Linked DNA regions of Homo sapiens: region 2 is linked to region 1. A link is a loop called in an ENCODE intact Hi-C map of the cell type or tissue named here. Cell type or tissue: Calu3. All regions are shown on one strand. Each heading gives the region's core, and the rest is flanking DNA. Links, peaks and the distances in the headings are about the cores only. Region 1 overlaps USP3 (ubiquitin specific peptidase 3). Region 2 overlaps APH1B (aph-1B gamma-secretase subunit).

What was found. Hi-C counts contacts between places; a loop is a spot of excess contacts. Peaks named below come from ENCODE experiments on the same cell type or tissue, not always from the same donor. Only the 100,000 strongest peaks of a DNase experiment are listed, where the experiment ranks them.
Region 2: it touches region 1 in a loop (2.5-fold over the local background); 1 of 110 quality-filtered maps calls a loop at or near these places.

The regions. Positions count from the first base shown.
Region 1 is chr15:63,545,609-63,561,677 of GRCh38, forward strand. USP3 (ubiquitin specific peptidase 3) reads left to right here. Exons shown (of 15, transcript NM_006537.4): 4 at 8,107-8,190; 5 at 11,059-11,140; 6 at 12,498-12,580; 7 at 14,249-14,362. Among named protein-coding and RNA genes, the nearest start is that of FBXL22, 44 kb to the right of the region's middle. RefSeq lists an enhancer at 14,077-14,630. In Calu3, for the core only: no CTCF peak of the experiment used is centred there; a DNase peak (open chromatin) is centred at 8,033.
Region 2 is chr15:63,298,312-63,303,311 of GRCh38, forward strand. It overlaps APH1B (aph-1B gamma-secretase subunit), which reads left to right. Exons shown (of 6, transcript NM_031301.4): 5 at 4,034-4,161. Among named protein-coding and RNA genes, the nearest start is that of APH1B, 23 kb to the left of the region's middle. In Calu3, for the core only: no CTCF peak of the experiment used is centred there; a DNase peak (open chromatin) is centred at 3,010.

The DNA.
Region 1 (16,069 bases), core at 5,906-10,905:
TTTCGTAAATACTGCTTTCTTTCTATTAAATATAGTCCTTATCTGACAAAAAGTCCGTCAGAAGTAGAGCTTATCTTTAGGCCAGGCACGGTAGCTCACAACTGTAATCCCAGCACATTGGGAGGCTAAGGCGGGCGGATGGCTTTGAGCCCAAGAGTTCGAGACTAGCCTGAGCAACATGGCGAAAACCCATCTCTACTAAAAATACAAAAACTAGCTGGGCATGGTGGCACGTGTCTGTAGTCTCAGCTACTCGGGAGGCTGAGGTAGGAGTATGGCTTGAGCCCAGGAGACGGAGGTTACAGTGAGTTGAGATCACGCCATTGCACTCCAGCCTGGGTGACAGAGCCAGACCTTGTCTCAAAAAAAAAAAAAAAAAAAAAAAAACAGTAGAGCTCATCTTTTCTTGAAGAGTCATTTAAAATCAGTAAGTAAAAACTTGCTTAGGTATAAATTTTATAGCCTAAAACTTGGTCATATAATGTAGGTAGTTCCTGACTTCTGTTTATTACATGAAGTCCTGTGTATATGAAGATGCTGAGCCTGGACCTCCTCTCCTAGAGGCCAGTCAGATTATCTGAATCCTGCCTAGGCCTCTCCTGTCAGTTTCTCAGTGCCAGTAGTATATAAATAAGAAAGGAGAAATCGAGCTTTTTCAAATACTATGGATTTCAGCTACATTTTGGGAAACATGTATTTCTACCTAGAACGTTTAACTGTGTTTTGTAACATTTATTTCAAAGCAGGATATGCATTCTAGGCTTCAGAGGACCAATCTACACGTTTTTGAAACACAACCTATGAGTTACGTACTTTTTTGTACCACTTATTCTGGCATAATCTTCTTGAAGGGAAAATTAAGAAGAGTGACTAAATTTTTTTCCCAGTGTCTGAGGTATGCATAATTCTGACCAAAAAGCTTCAATACAACTGTAGCGAATCAAGAAAAGATTTTTAGAACTTTTAAATCCATCTGTTTGCCTTTATTTTATTTTATTTTATTTTTTGTGAGATGGAGTCTTGCTCTGTCGCCCAGGCTGGAATGCAGTGGCCTGATCTCAGCTCACTGCAAGCTCCACCTCCCGGGTTCACGCCATTCTCCTGCCTCAGCCTCCCGAGTAGCTGGGACTACAGGTGCCCGCCACCATGCCCGGCTAATTTTTTGGGTGGGGGGTATTTTTAGTAGAGACGGGGTTTCACCATGTTAGCCAGGATGGTCTCAGTCTCCTGACCTCGTGATCTGCCCACCTTGGACTCCCAAAGTGATGGGATTACAGGCGTGAGCCACCGCGTCCAGCCAATCTGTTTGCCTTTTTAAACACCAATATTAGTGGGACAATTTCCAGTTTGAAAGCTGTGTCTCATCTGAAGACTAAAGCAACCCGGTAACATTTACATTTTCATTTATTTGCCACCTTTGCTACTTATTTTCTTTTGACCTCTGACCACAGAGGAAAAAGAAATCAAACCAGGGGAATCTAGGTAGCTAGAGAGGAATGTGCTGTGAGGCTAGTTACACAGAGGAAGGAAACTAACATTTACTAATCCTCTGCCACGTTGACAGGCACTCTCACCTTAGAAGTTTTGACCTGTGGAAGCAGCTGTTTTCCTTAAAGAATAGCGGTAACAACAATCATAGTAATATATACAACTTGTATAATATGAAATTCAAACAGTAGAAAAACGAAAGTTACATTCTTGAAATAAATGTCCCTCTTAGTGACTGACTATAGGAACACCTAGAATTGGCTCTTGAGAAATAGAGATAGTTGTAAAAACCTAAAAAAAAAATTTTTAAACCAGTGAAAAACAAATCCAGCCAAAATAAAATTGAGTTATGGCCGGGCATAGTGGCTCAGTCTTGTAATCCTAGCATTTTGGAAGGCTGAGGTGGGAGGATTGCTTGAGCTCAGGAATTTGAGACCAGCCAGGGCAACATAGTGAGACCCTGCCACTACAAAAGTAAAAAAAAATAGCCAGGCATGGTCGCTCATGCGTGTAGTCACAGCTACTTGGTAGGCTGAGGCAGGAGGATCGCTTGAGTCCAGGAGGTCAAGGCTGCAGTGAGCTGTGATCTGTGATAGCATTGCTGCAGAGCAAGACCCTGTCTCAATAGAGAGAGAGAGAGAGAGAGAGGGAGGGAGGGAGGGAGGGAGAGAGAGAGAGAGAGAGAGAGAGAGAGAGAGAGAGAGGCATAGAGAGAGGCATAGAGAGAGAGAGAGAGAGAGGGAGGGAGGGAGAGAGAGAGAGAGAGGCATAGAGAGAGAGAGAGAGAGAGAGAGAGAGAGGCATAGAGAGAGGCATATAGTGGCTCATGCCTGTAAGCCCAGCACTTTGGGAAGCAGAGTTAAACAATTAGCCAAGCATGGTAGCGTGCCTGCAGTCCCAACTACTTGGGAGGCTGAGGTGGGAGGATCACTTGAGCCAGGGAGACGGAGGTTGCAGTGAGCTGAGATGGGGCCACTGCAATCCAGCCTGGGTGACAGAATGAGACCCTGTCTCAAAAAAATAAATATAGTTACAAAAAACTAAAAAAAAATCTTAGAGACAGGGTCTCTGTCACCCAGCTGGAGTGTAGTGATGTGATCACAGCTCACTGCAGCCTCCAACTCCTGAGTTCAAGTGATCTTCCCACCTCAGCCTCCCAAGGAGCTGGGAGGCATTACAGGTGCACACCATCATGCTTGGCTATTTATTTATTTATTATTTTATTTTTGCTTTGTTTTTTTTGGGGGGGGACAGAGTCTCACTCTGTTGCCCAGGCTGGAGTGCAGTAGCACGATCTCAGCTTACTGCAGCCTCCGCCTCCTAGGTTCAAGCGATTCTCCTGCCTCAGCTTCCCGAGTAGCTGGGATTACAGGCACACGCTACAACTCCTGGCTAATTTTTGTATTTTTTTAGTAGAGACAGGGTTTCACCATGTTGGTCAGGCTGATCGCGAACTCCTGACCTCAGGTGATCCACCCACCTTGGCCTCCCAAAGTGCTGGGATTATAGGCGTGAGCCACCTTGCCCAGGGAATTTTTTATTTTTTAATTTTCATAAAGATGGAGTCTTGCTATGTTGCCCAGGCTGGCCTAAAATTGAGTTCTTTTTTCTTTCTTTTTTTGAGACAAGAGTCTGACTTTATTGCCTAGTGGAGTGGCATGATCTCTGCTCACTGCAACCTCTGTCTCCCGGGTTCAGGCAATTCTCATGCCTCAACCTCCTGAGTAGCTGGGATTACAGACACATGCCACCACGCCCGACTATAAAATTGAGTTCTTATAGTTCAATAAAGTTAATTTATTATCTCTTTATGCTAGTATTATAGAATTTTGGAGCAGGTAGTATCTTAGATTCCCTACATTAGCAGTGTTATATAAAAGAGAAATAATTCAAGTCACATATGTAATTTAAAATATTTTAGTAGCCATATTAAAAAAGCAAAAAGAAACAGGTGAAATTACTTTTGATTGTACATTTTTTTAACCCAGTATATCAGAAATACTGTGTCAACATGTAATCAATGTAAAATTATTAGAGATAGTTTGCACTTTTTTATATGAAATCCTTGAAATCCATTGTGTATTTTACAATTTTAAGTACATCTCAACTCGTGAAGTTTTGATAAAAAATATTTGATCTGTATTTAGATTCATAAAAATTGCAGTTAAAAAAGTAGATTCACACTGTTTTAAACATTGTTTTCCAATAAATGGAGTACCAAACAGTTTTTCTCCAGTATTTGTATCTGTATTGAGAAAAATTACTCTTTTAAGAATAATTGATTTGACTCAGAAGAAGTGCAGCACTGTCAAAATATCCATGCAGGTTAATAAGTCCACTAACACTTGTGAAAACTTCTTATTATCAACGTCAAATTCAGAGGGGCATCATATAAATCGAAAATCAACTCTAAGTTTATCCAAATCAACAAAGCGTTTGTTGTATTTTTTTTCATAGGTTTTGCAGCCACTTTACACAGTGCTGGGCTGCTGCATGTTAATTCATGTTGAAAAATGTGTACGATCATTGATTTGTATTATAAAAATCTTCAATTTTAACGTAAATTGTTATACCTGTCTAGCTAGGTCATGAATAAGCTTTTTCTCTCCTTGGATCTTCAAATCTAGCTAATTGATATGCATTGTGATATAGGGGTAACAATGTAAATCACACTGAGATTTCTAAAAATCTATTCCTGGTTTACTCTTTGATTGTCGAATATTGGCAAGCATTTCTTTTGTTTTGAGAAAATCTGAATTAGAGTTAACAGAATTGTAAATCTTTGCAAAACTCTTCCTTGACTCAAGCAACCAACATTAGCTAATAATGTGGTCATTAAATTCACTGTCTTCTATTTCTTTTAACAGTTCCATAAACTGGTGATGATTTAGAGCATTTGTGCATATGTACTGAACAATTTTTGGGTCTTTTTGAGACGTAGTCTAGCTCTTTTGCCAGGCTGGAGTGCACTGGAGTGCAGTGGCATGATCTCAGCTCACTGCAACCTCCGCCTCCTTGGTTCAAGCGATTCTCCTGCCTCAGCCTCCTGAGTAGCTGGAACTACAGGCGTGTGCCACCACGCCAAGCTAATTTTTGTATTTTTAGAAGAGAGAGGGTTTCACCATGTTGGCCAGAATGGTCTTGATCTCTTTACCTTGTGATCCACCCAGCTCGGCCTCCCAAAGTGCTGGGATTACAGGGATAAGCCACCATGCCCGGCCTGAACAATTTTAATAGCTGCTTCCATGATACAGTCTGCCTTAGGGCACAAATATTTGCATTGTGTTTCCCACAGCAGAAAAAATAAGAGAAATAAATCCAACAAATACTGATGTTGGAACACTGTCTTGCTGGAAACTGACTTTTTTATATCTAGCTGAGAGTTACAGATGTAGAGAATTCAAAAATATCTACAACATAAGATCAGTTTTTAAATTTAAGGCTGCAAATAGATGAAGACATTTCTCTGTAAATTTGAAGGTCATTTGAGACAAATATACCCATAGTATTAATTAGGCATTATCTCTTCTAAAATTCATCTAAAGCTAAAAATACTTGTAACTTTTCAAATGCTGACTTAATTGGTCTTTAATATTGTTAGAAGGGACTTTTATTCACTGACAGTTGCTTGGTGTCTCAAAGATTTTTCACTTTCCGTAAAATATCTTTTTAACTTTTTTCCTCATAATTTAAAAATATAATTTCCTTAACTGAAATAATTTAATTTTTCATCTCATCACCTTAAAATTGTTTTCTACATTGAACAAGAATCTGAACTAGTCAGGCGCGGTGGCTCACACCTGTAATCTCAGCACTTTGGGAGGCTGAGGTGGGAGGATCGCTTGAGGCCAGGAATTTGAGACCAGGCTGGGAAACAGAATACCCTGGCTGTATTTTTAAAAAATAAAGAAAAAAATAATCCAAGCTGTTTTATAGCTGGCCACTTACAAGCTCAAGTTCTGTAAAATCTTCAGGAATGTTTTTGTTTTACATTTAATTCTGATTTCACTGATTGTGACTAATTTTATCAATTATTTTTTGACTGAAGCCAGTTCATATTAAATTGAAATGCATTTGCTGAAAATGTCTCTTAACTGTTGTTTATTATCTTAAAACTCTTTTTTTACCCAGCAGCTTTTTAACTTTGCTCTGCTGCAGCAAATCGCAATTGCCATTCTTTGTGAAATTTGTGACATACCTTGTTGAGTCTTTTTTCTTTTCATTTGATTCTTTCTCAGCAGTATACCTGCATTTGAAAGTAAAAATTTTTCTATTTTTAATTTTTAAGCTAAAAAAATTTAATTATAAAATAATTAAAATAAGTATTTTAATTTAATTGCCAATTATGATTTACATAGGTCACCATAACTCATGGTATCTGCATAAAATGTTCAAATAAACAATTACAATGCTACATTGTTGCATAGAAAAATCATAGAAAAATCACTTGAACTGACTCATTCTGTTGATACAAACTAGATTGGTGATACGCTTTTGGGTAATGCTAGAAATGACATGTTTACCCAGCTGTGCACTCCCACATATCTTGCACAATTTAATAATAAAAGCAAAAGACAATCCTACCAAACTATAACATTGTGCTTAATGGTAAAAGATTTTACACTGCTTCAGTTATTAAGAATTTATATTAATTAAAAGTTTTAAAAATAAAAATTGTATTCCTCAGTTGCAGTAGCCACATTTGCACAGCTCTGGAGTCTAGATCAACTTACTTTGGTGATAAAAGGGTAGAGAGGCAAAGCTGCTGGACCCAACTGGCCTGGAAGAACAGAGCAAGTCCGTAAATGAGTCTGTACTTTAACAAACGTAATTTTATGACCAAGGCTGACTTCATGTTATACCAGAAAGGATTACCTTAATAAGAAATAAATCAGTTATTTAATTTACTTTGAAATAATTTATTTGTTTAAACAACCACTTATTTGTGGCAGTTAGAGGTTCAGTTTTCAATTAGATATTAATGGCATCGTGTAAATATAGAAAAAGTGATCTGAGTTTGCTCTTAAGACTTCACTTTCCAGATAAATGCTAGCATTTCGAGTTTTGGACACTGAGGATTGTTTTATTCAAACTACATGCATAAATTTATGCAAACATAAAATAAAAATGTAAGCAGAAATTCGAGTAGAGTAGCAATACAATTTCATTCTTCAGTGAATGCTTAAGGTTTATAGAGGTACCAAATGCCCTAAGCCCAAATTTACAGACAAAGTAGATCTTATCCTCTTAATATTTATGCCGAGAAGGAGCAAAAAATTAAAACTTTTCACTAATTTAATTTCTTTATGTAGTTGTTATAGGACCAATGAAGAATTTTTTCTCCTGCTGGTAGTACTTTGATAATAGAAAATGGTCCAGGATATAAAAGACTGCTTTTGCTCTTTGTGGAAATGTTGGGAATTGACTTTAGACGCTCGGAGAATATGTTAGAGAAATCTTGATTGACTGCCTGGGTGATCAGTTAATGAGAGTGTGTGTTAAATAATTACATATATAACATTGTAGTGACAGTTTTGAGAAGCATTCACTTAAAATTTTCATTTCTCTGAATAAAAGACACAAGCATGCTTTTTTGTGTAATCTTCTAAAATTACTTTTCCCCACCCCTTTCTCTCTCTTTCTTTCTCCCTCTTTTTAATAAAATGGTTTTCAGATATGTTTTTGGAATCTGCTAGAGATGACCTAATTTTTACTAACTGCTGTGCTTTCAAAGTTTTGTTTGCTCAGAATGGCAGTGTTATTTTTATTATTCTTTGATAGTAATAACAAATGGTTTCATGCAAAGCATATTCAAAATAATATCTTAGTGCCAGCTTGTAAATTGTTTTTGTTAAAATTGGCCTTATCCCAGGAAAAAATTAAATGCTAATGTGAACAAGTTAAAGTTTATATTATGTGTGATTTCTTACATTATTTGCTTTTTGACTTATAAAACACACAGAGTATCGGTTTTTAAATATAGCTTAAATATTTTTCTTCAAAGCACTTATCAGTTGCCTGAATGATATAGCCACTATTTTATACTTTTGTTTTGTAGTGCCTCAGAGTGAAAGAGCATTCTTCTCAGCTCATCTGAATTCAAGCTATTTTAATTAAATTATGTTTAAAATGTGCAGCTTTAACTTTAGTTTTTCTATTCAGATATCCCTACAGGTTAATTACCTCTTCCCTGCTTTTCACTTAAATCTCTCCTTCCCCCAATTCCCCATTAATTTGGGTTGGGAAGTGTCAACTTAAAGCTTTAGGCTTAATGCTACATGAAAAGACTCGGTGCTTTTTATTTCATTTTCCATGTATTAGGCACCACTAAAAAGAATGTAACACATGTAGCAGCTTATTTCATTTTCAAAGGAGGAATTGAAGAGCTTTTGAGTAAAAAACGTGAAAAGAAGCTCATGTTCATTGCCTACGTGGCTTTTAAAAAAGACTCTTGAAAAACATTCCATTGTGAATTCCAGGTCCTCTTTAAACTTACCACCAGCAGTAACTGCCTGCAGAGCCATGTGATCATCTTGGCAACAGCCAGACCTTTTAGTGATTTCATTACTGTGGTTTCCTCAAGCTCTTTACACACATTGATTAATATTTTCCTTGCAGTTATCGCTGTGATGATTTTGTGGTTAATGACACCAAGCTGGGACTGGTACAGAAAGTCAGAGAACACTTACAGAACTTGGAAAAGTAAGTAATAGGCCTTTGGAAAAAGAAGGGCCTAAGAATGGGGTTGAGGAGTCTTTTAGAATTTTTGAGTGGGGTTTTTGTTGATGAGTTTAATAACTTCATGTTTATAATATGATTGAAATGTTAATAAAATAAACCTTGGCTTTGGATAGCTAAAACTTGGCCCATAGTTAATGGTCATAGCTGTGCATTTATTTTATTTAATATTTGTCATAAACCATATCCAAGGTCCCAAGAGCCTCTTTAAAAAATATTACCCAACAATTTATAAGCTACTCAATTTATTTTGAGGGTACAAGAAAAGGGCAGAAAAAGGTGTGAAATCATCATAGAGTTACTTTTGATAATAGAAAACCCCTGTCAAATGTATTATGAGGTCTACTAGGAAGCACTATGATTTATGCATCATTTTTAAGGGAAATTAGGTTTAATGAACATATTGTCCACTTTGCATCTATACAGTGGCACAGGATCCTAGTTTCTTCCTTGCTTGTTAGGGGCAGTTAAATATCAGTTGACATTACAAGGAGCTATGAATACTTTGTCATCATAAAGAAATGAAACTATTTATATGTGAACAGACTTTTATTGGTATAGTCAAATAGTTAGATAAAACTCACTGGACCCGAAATTGAAGCAATAAACAGAAACCCAGCTAGCCATGCCTTTGAAGCTACAGTGGATAGAAGCATGGCTCTGGAATGACTGCTGACTCAAGTGAAATCTCTGTACATCACACCAAATCATTAAGCGCCATCTAATTTATTTTGGCAGTTGATGTGTAGAAGGTATTGTGAAAACATCCACAAAGCAGGAGTCCCTTAGCAAACTTAAGTGTAAAGCCCATAGAATGTTTGAAAATTGCATACTGAAAAGAAATAACCTAACTTCTTTGAGGGCAGTACTGTGTAGTGTTTGTTAAAACCACAGACATTATGTATGTCTCATTGACTAACTAGATGATAAAGCCAATACTGGAAGAATAATGATTTCTTTAAATCTAAACCAATTAAAGTACTTCAGGTTTAAGTACTTCTTGGTTTGTCATCTTTTGGCTCTTTTTCAGAGTACTTCTCTTCTAATTTGATGAGTCCTATCTAGGATTAGAGACAGATACACACAGATCCAAAATATTTAATTTTCTCTGAAACTGTTCACAATAAACATGAAGTCTGAGATTCCTGAAGGAATGTATGTAGTATCACTCTTTGGTGTGGTGATGTCCTTCACCCTCTCAGTCTGAAATAATCAGAACTAAGTCAAAGGGAAAAGAGGGCATTTGAGAACCTGCATGCATTTATACAGTTAAAAAATCTTTTCTTTCCATTGATCACTTCATCAGATGAAAGGTGTCACAGACCACCTGTCTACATGTCTGCTTGGCTCCATGAAAAATCTACCTTACAGCCCATTTCCTATGTTGAAAAACATTACCTAGATTCATTTTTGTGTTTTGCAAACATTGGTTTAATCTGTAGTGGAATTTAGAAACTACGATCATATTTGTGTTTTACTTAACTTTCGACTATTCCGCATGCCCCGTGGAGCAGCACTGTCCAGCAGAACTTTCTGCAGTGACAGAAATGTTCTCCATCCACTCTAATATGGTAACACTAGCCATACTTGAAAAGTGGCTAGTGCAACTGAGACACTGAATTTTAAACTTCAAGTTTAATTAATTTAAATAGCCACATGGAGTGAGTGGCTACTATATTAGATAGCATGGATCTAGAAGATTCTGCATTTTGAGAGTCACTGAGGATAAAATTTAGTAACTTACATTTTTAAAAGGTGAAATGCCTTATTTATATAGGTTACAACTGAAAATGAACTCTTAGGCATTGTCATAAAGAGCATATATACTATGCTTGTGGTTTACCTTCCCCACTTCACAGAATTTGTGAAGGAATAGTTGAACACTATAGAGTATGGAATTGGTCTCTTCATCTTGTGGCTACCAGTACTGTAAGAGAGAGACACACAGTTCTGAAGAACATTTTGAGGTTTGAAGCAACTGTCACTAGTTCTGATGTTTCAAAGACATAATTCATGTGGAAATTCTGTAAGAAAAAAATAATTATTTACTTTGGATGAACTGGGTACTTTTAGAAGGTGGGAGAGAATTGGCGGCCTTAAAAGTCTGTGTTGTTTAACCATAATTTTTACTTCCTTTAGATTAATTTGCCTGAGACATAAAATTTTAAAGTGACCTTTTGAAAATAGAAATAACTTTCTGATAAATTTTAAGCAAAATATTTCTTACATCAAGAAAAATTTTGAGTGATTTTAATTCAGAATTTCCTCACTAATAAGGATGTGTTTTAGAATGTCCTTTGGAGCGTAGCTGCATCTAATGAATGTACATGTGCCTGTATTCCTGTAACTTATTTATCATTCCTCAAACTCAGATCATATCATCATCTATTAAGACAAATGAGCAAAACATGGCATCTTTATTGAAATTAAGAAAGAAATAGCATATGGAGACTTACTGTTAAATTTCAGAACAGTAGTATCAGACCAGGGTTTTCCTTTTCTTGTGAGGAATGAACCTTCTGGTCTGTGAAGCTTCGCAGTCAGTCAGACTGTGAGAGTGGTGGTGGGGAGTGTCCCACGGGCTGCATCTTCCCGGCCAGCTTTGCCAGGAGCAGTGTCCAGCCCACCTCTGCTGGAGGAGCAATGGGGATTTCCAAGGAAGTAGAGCTCCTCGGTTAACTTCAAATACGTGTGGGCCCCAGTAGGCCTGACGAAGCAGTCAGGGAGGTCTCCATGCCCTAGGTGTTGAGGGCAGCTGGAGTTTATTCTTTCACCTGTGGTGTAGCATGCATATATTAATAACTTTTTCACTATCTGTTTGTGTTTTAATAGCTCAGCTTTCACAGCTGACAGGCATAAGAAAAGAAAACTTTTGGAAAACTCAACACTAAACAGCAAGTTATTAAAAGTAAATGTAAGTAATTAAAATTTATTCAAATATAAGAGTTAGTTGAGATTTAATCACTGTTTTGTTACAACTCTAACATGTAATGTTACCTGTTACAGACTTTTATAAATGTGTGTCTTGGATTTGGAGTATTTTACACAATGTTTGCCACCTGTACTGTCGATTGTTGCCGTGACCCCAGTGAGTCCATCTGTCAGCACCTTCTTCCCATCAGCGTTACTGCTGTGCTCCTCTTCCCTAGAAAACAGTTCACTCTTAATACTTGCTCACACTCCTTCGTCATCAGAAAACCCAGCCTTTGTTTTTAAGACTAAGTCTTTAGCTTCAGGCGGCTTTTCCTTTTTTTGAGATGGAGTCCCACTCCGTAGCCCAGGCTGGAGTACAGTGGCGCAGTCTCGGCTCACTGGAACCTCTGCCTCCCAGGCTGAAGTGATTCTCCTGCCACAGCCTCCCAAGGGGGTGGGACAACAGGTGTACACCACCACGCCTGGCTAATTTTTGTACTTTTATTTTGTTTTTGTTTTTGTTTTTTTTTTTTGAGATGGAGTCTCACTCTGTCACCCAGGCTGGAGTGCAGTGGCACAATCTTGGCCCATTGCAACCTCAGCCTCCTGGGTTCAAGCAATTCTCCTGCCTCAACCTCCCAAGTAGCTGGGATTACAGGCACACGCCACCACGCCCGGCTAACTTTTTCTGTTTTAGTAGAGACGGAGTTTCACCGTGTTGCTCAGGCTGGTCTCGAACTCCTGAGCTCAGGCAATCCACCCACCTCAGCTTCCCAAAGTGCTAGGAGTACAGGCATGAGCCACCACACCCAGCCTTTTTGTATTTTTAGTAGAGACGGAGTTTCGCCATGTTGGCGGCCTGTCTTGAGGCGCCTGGCCTCAGGCAGCTTTTCAAGATTCATATCCCATTGTTAGGAAAACGTGTATTGGTCGTTTATGTATGGCTTAGAGTTAAAAGTTTGGGGACAAAAATACTTGGGGTGTATATATTTATATTTTTTCCATTTCTCTTAGTTTTTATAGAATCTTAAAAAGGCATTAAGTCTTAAATGTTATTTTAAGGATTTCCTGTTTTTTGCATTGTGTACTCCATGGTACTCATTAATGGTGATTTCCTCATAAGCTTTCAATAAGATACTTCTATTTAGAACAATCCCAGGATCAGAAACAGCCTTCTAAAAATATCCAGACATTTATACAGAGACTAGAGAGTTTGTTTGAAATATTCATTGGACAGAAAAGGACCAATTCCAAATTGGCTTGGTGCTAGATTTCAGAGGCCTTTCCTTAGCTTTGATGTTTGAAACAGTTGGCCTTCCCTTGGCATTACTGATGGCCTCTTCTTGCACCACTTACAGGGAAGCACCACTGCCATTTGTGCCACAGGCCTTCGGAATTTGGGGAACACATGTTTCATGAATGCCATCCTTCAGTCACTCAGGTAACGCTACAGTCAGAGCTTAAGTGTCTGACATTAAAGGTTAAGAGCACGGGCTCTGGCTCCCTATCTCGTCTGCCACTAACTCTAGTCATATGGTTTGGAGCAAGATACCTTAATTTCCTGTGCTTTTGTTTCCTCATCAGTAAAATTGGGGACAGTAGTTCCTACCTCATGGGGTAGTTGGGAAGATTGAATAATGTAATTTGTCTAAAGTACTTAGAGCAGTGTCCTGCAGTGAATAGTTGTTTGCGGTTATTTCCGGTTGCTTTTTGAATAGGCTAGAACTGAGGTCAGCAAACTTTTTCTGTGAAAGGCCTGATAGTAAACATTTTAGTATTTCAGGCTACAGTCTCTCTCAGATATCCCCCACCCCCCCGCTCTTTATTAAAACAACACTTTAGGGCCAGGTGCAGTGGCTCAGGCCTGTAATCCCACCAGCACTTTGGGAGGCTGAGGCGGGCAGATCACCTAAAGTCAGGAGTTTGAGACCAGCCTGGCCAACATAGTGAAACCCCATCTCTACTAAAAATACAAAAATTAGCTGGGCGTGGTGGCATGCGCCTCTAGTCCCAGCTGCTTGGGAGGCTGAGGCAGGAGAATCGCTTGAACCCAGGAGGTGGAAGTTGCAGTGAGCCAAGATGGCGCCACTACACTCCAGCCTGGGTGACAAAGCGAGACCCTGTCTCAAAAATAAATAAATTAATTAATTAATTAAATAAAACAACACTTTAAAAATTTAAAACTCGCTTTAAGAGCTGCCTGGTGGAGGGCTAGATTTGGCCTGTGGGCTACAGTTTGCAGACCCCTGGGTTACAGAGAGCCTTGTTCAGAGAGCTTATTTCAGTCATTAGTTAAGTTTTAACCCATTTATGTCAGAGGTTGCAATTTTTCTGTATGAAAAATCAGACGTTGGTGATGACCTCGATCAGTAAGATATAAATAACTCCCAGAAGCTTAGCGTTCCAATAATGGAACACTAGGCATAAATGGGTTAATCAAGGTCATAAGATGAGATGTCTTCAAAATATGAGACAAGTAGTAAAAATAAAATAGTCAACAAGGCTGACTTAAGTTTTGTAGAATAAATTATTTTGAAAGTTGCATACTTTTAGATTTTAATGAGACATCAAAGGCCAGAATAAATGATCTTCCCAAGGTTACATTGCTGATAAGAAGCAGAAGGCATATTTGATCTCTCCTGGAAGGCACTGCCTCTTAGCTTATCTCTTCTTGCTCAAAGAGGAAATTATAATTACTACTGAATTCTCCTTAGGATTCTGTATAGTGTATCAAAATAATATGGTCGGTTTCATGGTTTGTTTTTATTTGAGGAAATTATTGAATAACTGGAAACAAGCAACCGAAAAGAAAGAAATGGTGACTACCTATAGCTGGAGGGAGAATTGGGGATTTTTTTGAAAAGAGATTTTGTTTTCAGCTCTTTGTTTTTTGTTTTTGTTTTTTTACAAAGTCATCTGTCTATACTGTTTTCTTAGAGAGAAGGAAAAATCATAATGAAGAATCTGAATGCAAGAGATTGCACTGAGTACAGTTTAAATGAGACAATTGAAAAATGGCAGTTTCAAAATGTATATGTAGGCTTCATCAACTTTCTTTACAGTCCTATTCTTTTCTTTTTAAAATATTTTTCCCTTCCTTTTAAAATAGTAACATTGAGCAGTTTTGCTGTTATTTCAAAGAACTGCCCGCCGTGGAGTTAAGGAATGGGAAAACAGCAGGAAGGCGGACATACCACACCAGGAGCCAAGGGGATAACAATGTGTGAGTTATAAGAGTATGTCCTTTCTGGCTTTGAGTTACAAAACAAATTACTTTCACTGGTGGTTTCCATTGTACTAAGTGAGCTAACAGGCACATGCCTTAAAAAAAATCTTCTAAAAATTGTGTTTAAATATCTAGTTAGCAATCTTAATAATTGTTGGAATTCCGGCCGGGTGTGGTGGCTCACGCCTGTTATCCCAGCACTTTGGGATGCTGAGGCGGGTGGATCACCTGAGGTCAGTCAAGACCAGCCTGGTCAACATGGTGAAACCCCATCTCTACTAAATATACAAAAATTAGCCGGGCATGGTGGCGGGTACCTGTAATCCCAGCTACTCGGGAGGCTGAGGCAGGAGAATCGCTTGAACCCAAGAGGCAGAGGTTGCGGTGAGCCGAGATCGCGCCACTGCCCTCCAGCCTAGGTGACAGGGCGAGACTCCATCTCAAAAAAAAAAAAAAAAATTGTTGGGATTCCTTTATTTACCGTAACAGGAGGGATAAATTTAGCATTCTACTTATTGACTCTGCAGATTTGGGCATTCTAGAATTGGCATCTAGATATGAAGTGCAGTTCTAGGTGTAGATGACTATGAATCTCATTAGTCCATGTGAGTTGATTTGTCCGACAGTGTTAGGTAAACCTGTCTTGGATACTGAAATTAATTTGTAGTCAACAGATTAGTTGTGGGGGAATAAAGTCAATTTTTGGTTGATACGGAGAGGGGGGGAAGAAAACGGACAAGTGCTCATTAAGAACCAATCCTGTATCCTCATTTGGTGTAGACCTCCCTTATTTGTGGTTCAGAAGATCTTTCATTATGACAATTGTAGTGAGCACATTTTTCATAACTTTACAGCTCTTTTTCAGAAGGACTGTGACTCGTACTCCTTATATATTTAATGTTTTCTCTGTCTGCCTCCTCCACTTCCACACACTCCCATTCTCACTCATTCTGAAGGGGTGATCAGACACTTTCCTGCCTTGGTGGCTGAGGGAGAGTAGGACTGAACATGTCAGAATAATGGGCAGTAGGGCGAGAGTCACAGTGCAGGGAAACTGGAAAGCCAGGCGTGGAGCAGGGCTGGAATGACGTCACTACAAGTGGTGTTTGAAGGGAGTTTCCCTCACAGCAGCATCTAGGATGAGTTGAGCAGCATCTAGGATGAGTTGAAAGTGCCTGCATTCAAGGAGGCTTTGCACTCTACAGTAATCAGGTCAGAGGGGACAGCAGTGAAACAGTAGAAAAAATACATGTGTATGAGTTAAGAGAAGAGTTAGTAGTACTTGATGCATTCATGTCATGCAGGGTTGAGTTGCAGGCTGTAGAAATTGCCTTTGGCTGATTTAGGCAGCAAAGGAATTTACTGCAGGGCTATTGGTGAGCTAATCATACTGGGTGAGTGAAAAATCAGGTCTGGAGTCCGAGGCAGCAGCACCGCAGTCACAGTCACCCCACAGAACTGTCCTGTAAGGCCACCACTGCCTCTGGTGCCCAGCGCAGCAGCAGAGTTCCTGTTGCCAGCACTGCTGGAGATGGGTGCTGGCGGACACAGCCATGCTGCTGCCCTGCACTCCGGATGGTGCTCTTTGCCCCCCCTGCTACCAGAGAGGATTTGGTGCCATCCCTTCTTCTTTGTGTCACTAACTCCTGCTTCGGATGGGCAAAGCCCAGGCTGTGTACCTGTGCTCTGACTGCAAGGGAGCCT
Region 2 (5,000 bases), core at 1-5,000, 250 kb before region 1:
GTAATCCTCCCACGTCAGCCTCCTGAGTAGCTGAAACTACAGCTGCACACTGCCACGCCTGGCTAATTTTTGTATTTGTTGTAGAGACAGGGTTTTCTTATGTTGCCTAAGCTGGTTTCGAACTCCTGGGCTCAAGTGGTCCACCCACCTCAGCCTCCCAGGTGCTGGGATTATAGGAGTAAGCCACTGTGCCTGGCCAGGAATGCATTTTTAAGACATAGTCAAGTACCCAGGAGACTTGGATATAAATGGTCATTGCTGGCTGCTGTCTCACTTTCTCACCTGATAGTACAACTCACTGAGAACTCTGGCTTATTTGTCTTTGAATCTGTAGACCATAGCACACGGTAGCTACCACATATTAAAAAGATATGGATTGCCAAGCACTGTTTTTCCTTGTAACAGCCCTATGTGGTATTATCCCCATTTTAAAAATAAAGGAAATGGAAGCTCAGAGAGTTTAAATAGCTTGTCCAAAGCCACGCAGTGGAGCTGGGATTCTAACTCAGAACCATCTGACTCTAAAGATAATATATATAATCTTCAGGCCAGGCTGTCTAGGTGCTCAGTAGATTGTGTTGAATGTAAAAAAAAAAAAAAAGGAGGAGGGTAGGTGTTAGGAAATAATTTACGGAGGAGAGGTGGCATTTGAACTGGATTGTAAATAAAAGTAAGATTCGGATGTGGTGAAATGGAGAGGGGTGGTGCTGAGGGGCAGAGTCTTCAGACAAAAGGGATAATCTATTTAAAAAGAAAAAAGAAAACCAGAGGTATAGACAGAGTGAAGAAGAGTTCTGGTTTTCTTCCATAGGATGCAGTTGAAGATAGTAGAGAACATGGTGTCAAGGTAATTGGGGTGTAGATTGTAGAGGTCCTTGAATGCTAGTCTGAGGTGTATGGACTTGACTTTGGAGGCAAAGTCAATCCATCAGACTTCTTAGTAAGAAGGACCAAGAAATATGGACCTAGAATTTGGAAGAAAGTCAGGGCTAATGATGTCTTGAGGATGCTTGCCTAAAACTCACAGTAATGCTCTTTTGGACAAGAGGAGACTGAAACTCCTGTAAATGAGAGAATTTTTGTTGTTTTGTTTTTGTTTTGTTTTGTTTTTGAGATGGAGTCTTGCTCTGTCACCCAGGCTGGAGTGCAGTGGCACTATCTCGGCTCACTGCAAGCTCCGCCTCCCAGGTTCACGCCATTCTCCTGCCTCAGCCTCCCGAGCAGCTGGGACTACAGGTGCCCTCCACCACGCCCGGCTAATTTTTTGTATTTTTAGTACAGACGGGGTTTTACCGTGTTAGCCAGGATGGTCTCGATCTCCTGACCTCGTGATACTCCTGCCTCGGCCTCCCAAAGTGCTGGGATTACAGGTGTGAGCCATCGCGCCCAGCCCCTGAGAGCATTTTTAAATGAACTGTAGGCCTTGACTATAGGAGCATAATTGTGTCTCAGTGTCCCTGGTAAACACTTCTTTCCCCACTCAGTATTGGTCGCAAAGAAAGAACATCCAATTGGAAAAGGCAATCGGGTTTTATTCCCTGGCCAGAAAACGGAGAAGGTGAGCTCTTGTGCTAAATGTACTTTCTCCCCAAGCAGTAGAAGGCATAGGGGGACTAGGTGTGGGGCGGGAAAGGAATGTGAGCATGTATGGGATGGGACTCCAGACGTGAAGGTGCTATCCATGAACATATGCCTTCATATATTATATGTGCATGAAATGGCAGGGATTTTCTTTCAGGGGAGGGAGTTTTAGCATTGTAAAGATATGCTGATGATCTAAATGCAAATAGGAGTCACCTATTCCAGTTTGTGCTGGTTTTGCGAGGTCTTCCTCTGGTATCTGGTCAGGGGTCAAGAAGCTCTGGTGCCATCTCGAGCCATCTGGTTTCTTTAAGCAGCTGTGCCTATTGATAAAGGAACTAAAGAAAAACAGTTAAAAAAAAACAAAAACAAGAACTAAGGACCTTTCCCGGTTATTTCATCAGGGCTGCCCTGGTAACATCAATATTCAGAAAGAATGGCAAACATAAGCTGCCAAACAGATGACACCTTAATGGTGTCATTGCTTTCTCTTGACATTTGATTGTCATCTAGATTCTGAAAAACCCTTAGAAAATGAACACCTTATGATTTCTTTAAAAAATCAGTGTTTCCATTTGTGTCAGTTTCTGTCTTGATCTTTTCTGACACAAAAACTTTAAAACTTAAACTGCACTCCTGGGCATCTTCAGCGGTCTCAGCTCCCCGCCGTCACCAAGCATCTCTCTCCAGGGAGGCCTCCTTTTCCGGGGTCATCACCGGGGTTAAAATACATCACTTTAGCTTCATCTGCCATAGCGTCAAAACTTTGGAAACTGTTTCTCTTCTAATTTAGTTAAAATATCTACCACCGTTTACTGAAATAATTACACGTTTACACCAGATATAACAGCTTTCTTTCATCACAACAGTTACGTCTTTTAGTTTTGCATGTTTTAGAATTCATATCAATGAAATAATACGCATTTTTTCACGATACGGTTTTCTTTTCTACATAACATTAGATTCTTGAGATAATTTATATCGTAGACCATATAGTATTCCATTGTGTGAATAGAGCAGGATTTATTTATCCATTCTGGTAATGATGGACATATTTCATTATTACAGACAGTGCTGACTTAAACTTATATATGCTCCTTGTGCAGATGTGTACGTTTCTCTAGAGCAATGGCTCTGAAACTTGACCGTGCCTCAGAATCACCTGGAGGGCTGTTTAAACACGGATTGCTGGGCTCCCACCCCATTGTTTCTGATTCAGGAAGTGCGGGGTGGGTCCCCATAATTTGGAGTTCTAACAAGTTCCCAGGTGCAGTGATCTATTAATTTCAGAACTAATTGCTTCAGAGTCTAGCTCTAGCTGCAGAATTGCTGGAGTGAAATAGAGAATGCAAATTCCTCTTTAATTTGTAATGCTAGACTGTTTTCCTATCAGCAGTATGAAAGAGAGTTGTCAGACTTGAATTTTTGCCAGTCTGGTGGGTGTTAATGATTTCTTATTATGTGGCTGAAAGAGGAAATCTAGATGCCTTTTTATTTTCCATGTTAACCTTTGCAGAATATATAGGGCTTGCCCACTTTAAATAAAGACTGTTAACCAGTACACAAGATACACAGACAACATACACACAGAGGTAGTGTTCCCCAGAAAAAACCTGGTGGTGCTGATCAAATTCAGTGCCAGTTGCCTAAGAAGCATTGTAGATAATTACTGTGATTTTAAATATTTTTCTTTTCTTTCTTCTTCTTCTTTTTTTTTTTTGCTCTGTTGCCGAGGCTGGAGTACAGTGGCATGATCTCAGCTCACTGCAACTTCCGCCTCCCGGGTTCAAGTAATTCTCCTGCCTGAGCCTCCCGAATAGTTGGGATTACAGGCATGTGCCTCCCGAATAGTTGGGATTACAGGCATGTGCCACCATGCCTGGCTAATTTTTGTATTTTTAGTAGAGCTGGGGTTTCACCATGTTGGCCAGCTGGTCTCAAACTCCTGACTCAAGTGATCTGCCTGCCTCGGCCTCCCAAAGTGCTGGGATTACAGGCATGAGCCAGAGCGCCTGGCCATGATTTTAATATTTTTCCATTGCTCTTTTTCAAAAGGATCCGAGGAAAAATTCCACTTTAGTGAGGAGCCTTGTTTAAACAGAAGATACTCCTTTTCATTGAAGTCTCTCTTTACTCGTGCAGAAGGCTCACTGGGAAAAAGCTGGCTGGACATCACAGTAATTTTATTGTATTCCTCAGGGAAGCTGCCTGAAAGCCAGATCTTAGGCGACCTTTTATTGAACAGGTTTACATTCTAGACAAGAAGCTGTGGCAGTCAGTCCCCTGTTCCGCAGTGTTGCTTTTTGAGTGTGTCAAGGCCCTGTTTCTGTCAGGTGGTGTTAAACTCTCTTGCTGAGGTGTGGTGGACACCCCGAGAGCCCGTGCACAGTGCCAGGGTCCTCAGTGGTTCTGATACCTGTAGGAGTGACACTAATGGTCGGCTCTCTTTCAGCTTTCATGACGCTGGTCATTATCTTGCTGCATGTATTCTGGGGCATTGTATTTTTTGATGGCTGTGAGAAGAAAAAGTGGGGCATCCTCCTTATCGTTCTCCTGACCCACCTGCTGGTGTCAGCCCAGGTGAGTGTTGCCGCCATGCTCAGACTGTATTCTGGAACTCAAGTCTATGTATCTAAAATGGTAAATTCTACTCTAGATGAAATACACGCTCATGAGAACATGAGGAAATTCAGAAAAGCTATTTAAGTGAATGAATGAGTCATGTAAGTCTTACCACAAAAAGACCACCACTATTAATTTTTTGGTGTGTCTTATTGAAATATTTTTTTCCCTGCTGTTTATTTGCAGTGATTTGTCTCTCTCTAACCTAGGTCAGTTTGGAAAACTGTTCATTCTCTGTGACAGCTGCGTGGAAAAGTTGCGTATTCCAGACTCGGCACCATGACTGGACCTTATTCCTAGCTCTCGTATAACACATGTGTCCTTGGCTAGCATATTTTATTTAATATAGTTTTTATCTCTCTCTCTCTGTTTCTAATTAGAGTATGATAATCAAGGATGGGGCCTTATCTTCAATCTTCGTATCCTCAATTCATGGCACATAGTAGGTGGCCAGTAAATGTTGGTGTATATTGAATAGTTGATACTATTCTTTTTAATGATTAAAAGGAAAGAACCTAGGAAGTTTGAAAAGTATATACCAAAATGTTCATAGTAGTTCTCTGTCAGTGGCAGATTTCAGAGAATGATTACATAATTGTTTTATTAAAATAACACACCTACAGAAAAGCACACAAATCAGAAATGTACATCTTGATGAATTTTCACAGTGTGAACACACCTGTGTAACTAGCACCTAGATGAAAATCAAAACATTCTCAGCCCCCAGGAGCCTCCCTGTTCGACCAGTCACTGCCCCCACTGAGGGTGACCATGACGCTGGCTTCAACACCACAGCT